Regions from separate parts of the Homo sapiens genome. Here region 1 is linked to region 2. The links are chromatin contacts, found by Hi-C or POLR2A ChIA-PET in ENCODE. All regions are on one chromosome and are shown on one strand. The core of a region is the stretch at or near the end of the contact, and the rest is flanking DNA. Distances in the headings are between cores, read along the strand shown.

Region 1 (3,246 bases), core at 417-2,916, 580 kb after region 2:
GCTTTCACAATTAGAGCAGATTGCTTATTTTAAAAGGAAATAACTTTTAAAATCCAATTTGGTTATTGTATTCTACTCTTCAGCGTTTTTGTTGGTGTATATAAATGAAAAATGAATTCAGAGGGATTTATATGGACGTTTGGTATAAGAATTGCCTCAAGCCTTTGCAGGACACCTCAATCCAAATTGAGGGTGTCTCCTGTTTTTGTGTCTTTTGGTTTTGGCTAGTGCCACATATTACAAGTATCGTCTCTCTTATGCAGAATCACTATTTCCAATTCATTCTGAAGTATTATAAGCGTTTATTCTGTAAAGTCAGAGATTGAAAGTTTTCCAATCTCATCTAGGTTTAGCACTTTGGAAACTGGTTAATAAACAGCATGACTCTATTTTCATTTTGACATGTAAGCCCCCGAATGAGTTTGTTTTTTCTTTAAAAAAAACTCATATTAGCAAAGTTTGAAATACCTTTCCTAAAATGAAACTTCAGTACTGGATGGAACTTAGAGTCTTGGGTTTATTGGAGCTTTTCAGCAGAGAGCAGTGATGAGCTGAGGAGTATGGACAACAGAAATGTTTTATTAAGGAGGTTATTGAATGGACCAGGAAATGCTATAGATATTAATAAATATGATTGGAGTGCAGAAGCCGAACCTCATTGGAACTGGTGAACTCCTAGCTATTTGGTTTTAATTTAAAAAAGAACTTTGGTTTTCAGCTTTGACATACAAAAGGAAGCTAGAAGTTATTCTTGAATAGCTAACCCTTTGTTTAAGCAGTAAAAATCAGTGGGGTGTCCAGCATCATCAAAGAGTCATGCAAACAAGGTGGAAAGCATTTGTTTCCTCCTTGCTCAGAGTTACTCTTTGAATCTTATGCAGTTTGCAAATGTGTAGGAGGATGGACAGTTTTTATGTTGGTCAATGCTAAAGAGAATGGGTTTCCTCAGACTGTAGAGATAATAGTGGCACAAAGTAATGGCTTACTGAATATGTTGAATGACTGGATTCACAAACCTTGTCTTAAAATTCTGGAATGATAGTGAGGCTTGAAACCTGAAAGAAGGCATTTTAAGAAAATAAAGCAAACAATATTTTTGACTCAAATCACGGAATAAATTATACAAAGACGTGTGCCCACTGGAGCTATAAAATAAGCTCAAGAAATATTTCTATCAGGTGATGGATACTAGAAGTGTGAAGAGGTGTCTCTGGTCACTGAAGAAAACAGAGTGCCATCTAGTGGAAACATTTCACTATAATGTATTACAGTACACACTAATTTAGATTTAGGTTCTTTTTTTTCCCCTCGTTACGGAGACAGGGTCTTGCCACATTGCCCAGGCTGGTCTTGAACTCCTGGGCTCCAGGCGATCTTCCTGACTCGGCCTCCCAAAGTGTTTGGATTACAGGCATGAGCCACCATGCCTGGCCAAGAGTTAGGTTCTTAATAAAACATGTAACAATTGATTTTCTTACTCAAAGAATGATTTTTAAAAACTATTGATTTTGAACTAATTTTAAATTTGCAGAAGAATTGTAAAAATAGGCTGGGTGCGGTGGCTCATGCCTGTAATCTCAGCACTTTGGGAGGCCGAAGCGGGTGGATCACCAGAGGTCGGGATTTCGTGACCAGCCTGACCAACATGGAGAAACCCCGTCTCTACTAAAAATACAAAATTAGCCTCTGGGCATGGTGGCGCATGCCTGTAATCTCAGCTACTCGGGGGGGGGCGCTGAGGCAGGAGAATCGCTTGAACTCGGGAGGCGGAGGTTGTGGTGAGCTGAGATCGCGTCATTGCACTCCAGCCTGGGCAACAAGAGCAAAACTCTGTCTCAAAAAAAAAAAAAAAAAAAAAAATTGTAAATATAGTACAGAGAGTTCCCATATACCCTTTGCCCAGCTTTCTCTGTTAACCGTGGTATACTTATCAAGGCCAGGAAATTAACATTGGTACAGAACTACTAACTAAACTGCAGACTTTATTTGGATTTCACCAGTTTTTCCACTTATGTCCTTTTTCTGTTCCAGGATCCCATCCAGGATCCCACAGTGTTTTTAGTCATCGTGTCTCCTTAGGCTGCAAATCTGAGACAGTTCTTCCTCAGTTCAAAGAGTGTTTACTAAAAATGCTTCTCTAGGGATTGTGGCTGTTATAAAATACATTTTGAAAATACAGGAGACTTAGAAAATTAAAAGGTAGTTATGAAATAAGAATTTTGACCTAGAAATATTTATTCTGCTTGTCCATCCCCTGCCCCATCTTTTAAAACAGCTTTTTGTATTTGCAAAGTACTTTATAAGTTTTACTTATTCTCAAAAGTTATGAGGGGCAGAAACAAATCATTGACAATTTCCTCATGTTACTTAAAAGGAAATTGAGCCATAGGGGAGTTTTATATTTTGCCTTAACTTGTGTAGCTGTCTCTCACACACTGGGAGGTAGGAAAAAGGACGACAAATTACAAAGCAATTGAAAAGTGAACCTTATTTTGCCAACTTTTTTTATTATGACAGTAACTGAGTTTTAAAACAAAAGACAAATTAATGAATCAAATATTTTATTCTTTAAAATTGATATCTTAAATACTAGTCAATGTTTTCAAAATATTTGCCACATTTAAGCATCATATATATTTATCTGGTTTTTAAAGTAACAGTTTGGGCTATCTAAGAGTGCTAAATTTTTACTGCCTTAAATATTGCAAAAATATTTCTATTACAAGTTATTTTTTAAAAATAGAAGTGATTTTTGATCCTTAAACAACTTCTTGGTTTTGTTGCACCCCATGTAACATACTGTGTATGGGAGATGAGAATAATGAGAATAATAAATTGGGGAAACAGTCTGAGGCTTATTTTACTGGTTTATGGCTTCATTCCCCAAAATACTGCCTTTTGCACTGTGTGAGTCTTCTGAATATAATGACCACAGTGAACTCTGGTGTACCTGAAAGAAGTGGAAAGGCCTGGAATTTCCACAGAGATGTAACGTTTTCCTTTATCACTGCTCCACACCCACCTTCCCCAAATCAACTCCGATAGATGTGGTGATGCTATATGAAATGCAAGTGCCTCCCAAACTAAGAAGGACGTGAAGGCCTCAACCAACCAACAAAGACACCTTACTCAGAAAGCTCACCATCAGGTTGATGTTGGCGTGAGGGAAGGATGGATGTGCTGTGGCTCCAAGATACCAACAGGTGTTTGAGCTGCAGTCAGCCCGTGAAGTAGCCAAGCTGTCAA
Region 2 (3,293 bases), core at 507-3,006:
AGAGATGGAATTATGGTAATTAGCAATTGATGGAACATAGAGCTGCTGAAGAGGTTTTAAGCCTGAAAGAAAAGTTATTGGCCGGGCACAGTGGCTTATACCTGTAATCCCAGCACTTTGGGAGGCCGAGGCGGGTGGATCACCTGAGGTCAGGAGTTTGAGACCAGCCTGGCCAACATGGCGAAACCTCATCTCTACTAAAAATATAAAAATTAGCTGGGTGTGGTGGCACACGCCTGTAATCCCAGCTACTTAAGAGGCTGAGGCAGGAGAATTGCTTGAACCTGGGAGGTGGAGGTTGCAGTGAGCTGAAATTGCACCACTGCACTCCAGCCTGGGCGACAGAGCGAGACTCTGTCTCAAAAAAAAAAAACAAAAAAAAAAAAAAAAAGAAAAGTTATTGCTATTGAAGAGACTGCAAGCACAGGAGGGGGAAGTTGAGGTGCAGATTATAATAGATTGTTCCAATAAGAACACGTGGACACAGGGAAGGGAACAACACACACTGGCGCCAGTTGGGGGGTGAGGGACGGGGGGAGGGGAGCATTAGGACAAATAGCTAATGCATACAGGGCTTAAAACCCAGATGACGGGGGCCGGGCACGGTGGCTCACGCCTGTAATCCCAGCACTTTGGGAGGCTGAGGCGGGTGGATCACGAGGTCAAGAGATCGAGACCATCCTGGCTAACAAGGTGAAGCCCTGTCTCTTCTAAAAACAAAAAACAAAAACAAAACAAACAAAAAAACCACCTAGATGACGGATGAAGGGTTGATAGGTGCAGCAAACCCCCATGGCACACGTTTACCTATGCAACAAACCTACACGTTCTGCACTTGTATTCTTAAAAAATAATATTAATAGGCTAGGCATGGTGGTTCACGCCTGTAATCCCAGCACTTTGGGAGGCCGAGGTGGGCGGATCACGAAGTCAGGAGTTCGAGACCAGTCTGGCCAAAGTAGTGAAACCCCGTCTCTACTAAAAATACAAAAAATTAGCCGGGTGTGGTGGTGTGTGCCTGTAATCCCTGCTACTCAGGAGGCTGAGGCAGGACAGTCACTTGAACTTGGGAGGCAGAGGTTGCGGTGAGCCGAGACCACACCATTGCACTCCAGCCTGGGCGACAGTGCGACACTCCATCTTGAAAAAACGTAATAATAACAATAATAATGATAATAGATTGTCCCACTTCCTTCCCTCTGCCAAAGGATAATCCAGAACATCACGGTGCCAAGATGTGAGCTTCATCTGGCTAAGTCCACTAAACTATTTTTTTAAGAAAAATGATTCAAACAAGCTATCTGAGCTCTGGATTTGGGATTTCTCAGTATTATTTAAAAAATAATTTTAAGCACGGTCATGATATCTTTAACAGTTTTGAAACCTTTATTTTTCCATTTTAATTTAAAATAAAAATCGCATCTGTAAAACACTGTTAAGAATGGGATATATCAGCAAATAAAAAATGGACTCAGAAGACATAGTGAATTAATGTAAGATTGACTGTGGATTTTATTTTTCACACTGATATTTTGGCTTCTATAGACTAGAGAGATACTCTGTGAGTTTTATGATGATGTTTTTCCATGTTGTATGAGTGAACCATGGCATTGTTCTTTGAACATCTGTGTAAATGGCTCTGAAAACCTGAGAGAGAATAGTCAGCCCTGAACACAGGGAGGCAATGTTGCTTAAAGAAACAGAAAGACCCGGGCTCCTGACTCTCTGCTTCTTGCCGGTTGTGTTAACTTCTATACAAATAGCTTGACAAGCTATTTAGCCCCTCAGTGCCTCTGTCTCCTCATCTTTAAGATGGAAATTAAAAATGCCTATTTCAGATGGTTGCCATGAGAGTTACATGATAAAGGGCAGGTAAAGCACTTACTTGTGTGGGGCCTGCCTTGTGGTCAGCGTCAGTGACCATTCTATTTCTGTTGGGTGTGCTCAGCTGTTGGCCCAGGAGCAGGGCTGCTGCTTACCCAGGCTGTTACTCTGTGCCTCTGCTCAGTCAACCCAGAGTATTCCTGCATTTGATTGCTTTCTGCATGTCATCAATGTAGTGATGTGGAATCGTGGTGTGAAAGCTGAAGTACCTTTTAGAGATGTTACCTTTTGTATTCTCATTTTTTCCTGTGTTACTGTGTTAGCTTCTGGCTCTTTAGGGGGGAATATTGTGTTAGCTTCTGGCTCTTTGGGGGGAAATTGTTTAGGCACAGGAAAGAGAGATTTTTTTTTTCTTGATAAGTTTTTTTTTCTCAGTAGGGTTCTGTTTCCACATTTCCAAGTATGGCTTACTTAAGCTCAGGTATTCAGCAGGTGAATCTGAGGCTGGGGTCAGGATGAGATATCTAATGACTAATACGTTATCAAAGTCTGTGGTGAGTTTATATGTCTTCCCTATGGATATTTGAACAATTTGAATCATCGTCTCCCACTGTCACTTTCTACCCTGGAAATCTGGGAGTAACCTACCAAGCGTATGTAAATTACCCAGTGATATAAAAAGCCATCCTTTTCACATTCCACAAAAAACATTGACCATCTAGCTGAAGGACTTTCCAGTTTCAGTTGCATGTTTTATAAGAAAAAAAAAATCCCTTAAACCAAATAGCTAAGAGCTAACATACAAAATGAGGCCTTTTCTCATCTCCCCTCCACTTTCACCAGCACAAGCAAAGTGGTGGTAAAATATACAAGAAAAAGTGCCTGTTTTGTAGGGTTGTTTTAAAATGTGCTCCCTTCAAGTTTCTTGGGTCCTTTTGTCCCAGTTTCCATGGGATTTAGGAAATGGTGAGCAAACATGCCCATAGCTGTTTAGGAAAAATAGCCCATAGCTATTTGCTATGGGCAGGTACTTATTTTCTTGGCCTTGTGATATGAAGAGTGTGGGAGGTCCAAGAAAGGGCTATGGGCCCTGAAGGCCATGCCATTTCAAAAACTGGATAGCTCTGGTTCAAGCAAAAAAAAAAAAGAAAGAAAGGAAAAAAAAAATCTCCGAATGCTAGAATTCCATCTTCAATTAAAAATCGATCCTCATTCCACCATTGGAGAAATAATTGGCATGATCAATCATATGGGTGTCAGTTGCCTGTCAAAGCAAAGTTGTTACTGTTGTGCTCTCCCCATCACCTTTTCAGAAAACTGGCAAATTCTACCATTCTGGGGAGCACTGCCCTCTGTGATAAAGAGAGAAAAGAGATGTATCTAGATGTGATCTAGAAGATTTTTTATGTACTATGCCTAGCTTAAATTCAGAGTACAATGTGTTTGAGGATGGTTAGCTGTGAGATGAA

What was found. Hi-C counts contacts between places; a loop is a spot of excess contacts on that map. ChIA-PET counts read pairs that join two places held with the same protein, here RNA polymerase II (POLR2A). Pooled maps may share reads with other maps.
Region 1: a loop to region 2 is called in a map of HCT116, with 3 times the contacts of the local background. The contact joins two enhancer-like sites. A Hi-C loop is called at or near these places in 15 of 168 maps with a recorded cell type or tissue (CD4-positive, alpha-beta memory T cell, CD8-positive, alpha-beta T cell, Caco-2 and 10 more), 20 of 37 single-sample maps with no recorded cell type and 27 of 50 pooled maps. POLR2A ChIA-PET finds 5 or more read pairs at or near these places in 5 of 52 experiments (A549, CD4-positive, alpha-beta memory T cell, MCF 10A and 2 more).

What each region holds. Positions count from the first base shown.
Region 1 is chrX:45,799,736-45,802,981 of GRCh38, reverse strand. No RefSeq gene overlaps it. Among named protein-coding and RNA genes, the nearest start is that of MIR222HG, 31 kb to the right of the region's middle. RefSeq lists an enhancer at 524-1,102. Within about 2 kb of position 1,666, at least 3 of the 41 ENCODE cell types and tissues checked have a DNase peak (open chromatin) inside an H3K27ac peak, as active enhancers do; they include HCT116, where a contact is called at or near this core.
Region 2 is chrX:46,375,119-46,378,411 of GRCh38, reverse strand. No RefSeq gene overlaps it. Among named protein-coding and RNA genes, the nearest start is that of LINC01186, 49 kb to the right of the region's middle. Within about 2 kb of position 1,756, at least 4 of the 41 ENCODE cell types and tissues checked have a DNase peak (open chromatin) inside an H3K27ac peak, as active enhancers do; they include HCT116, where a contact is called at or near this core.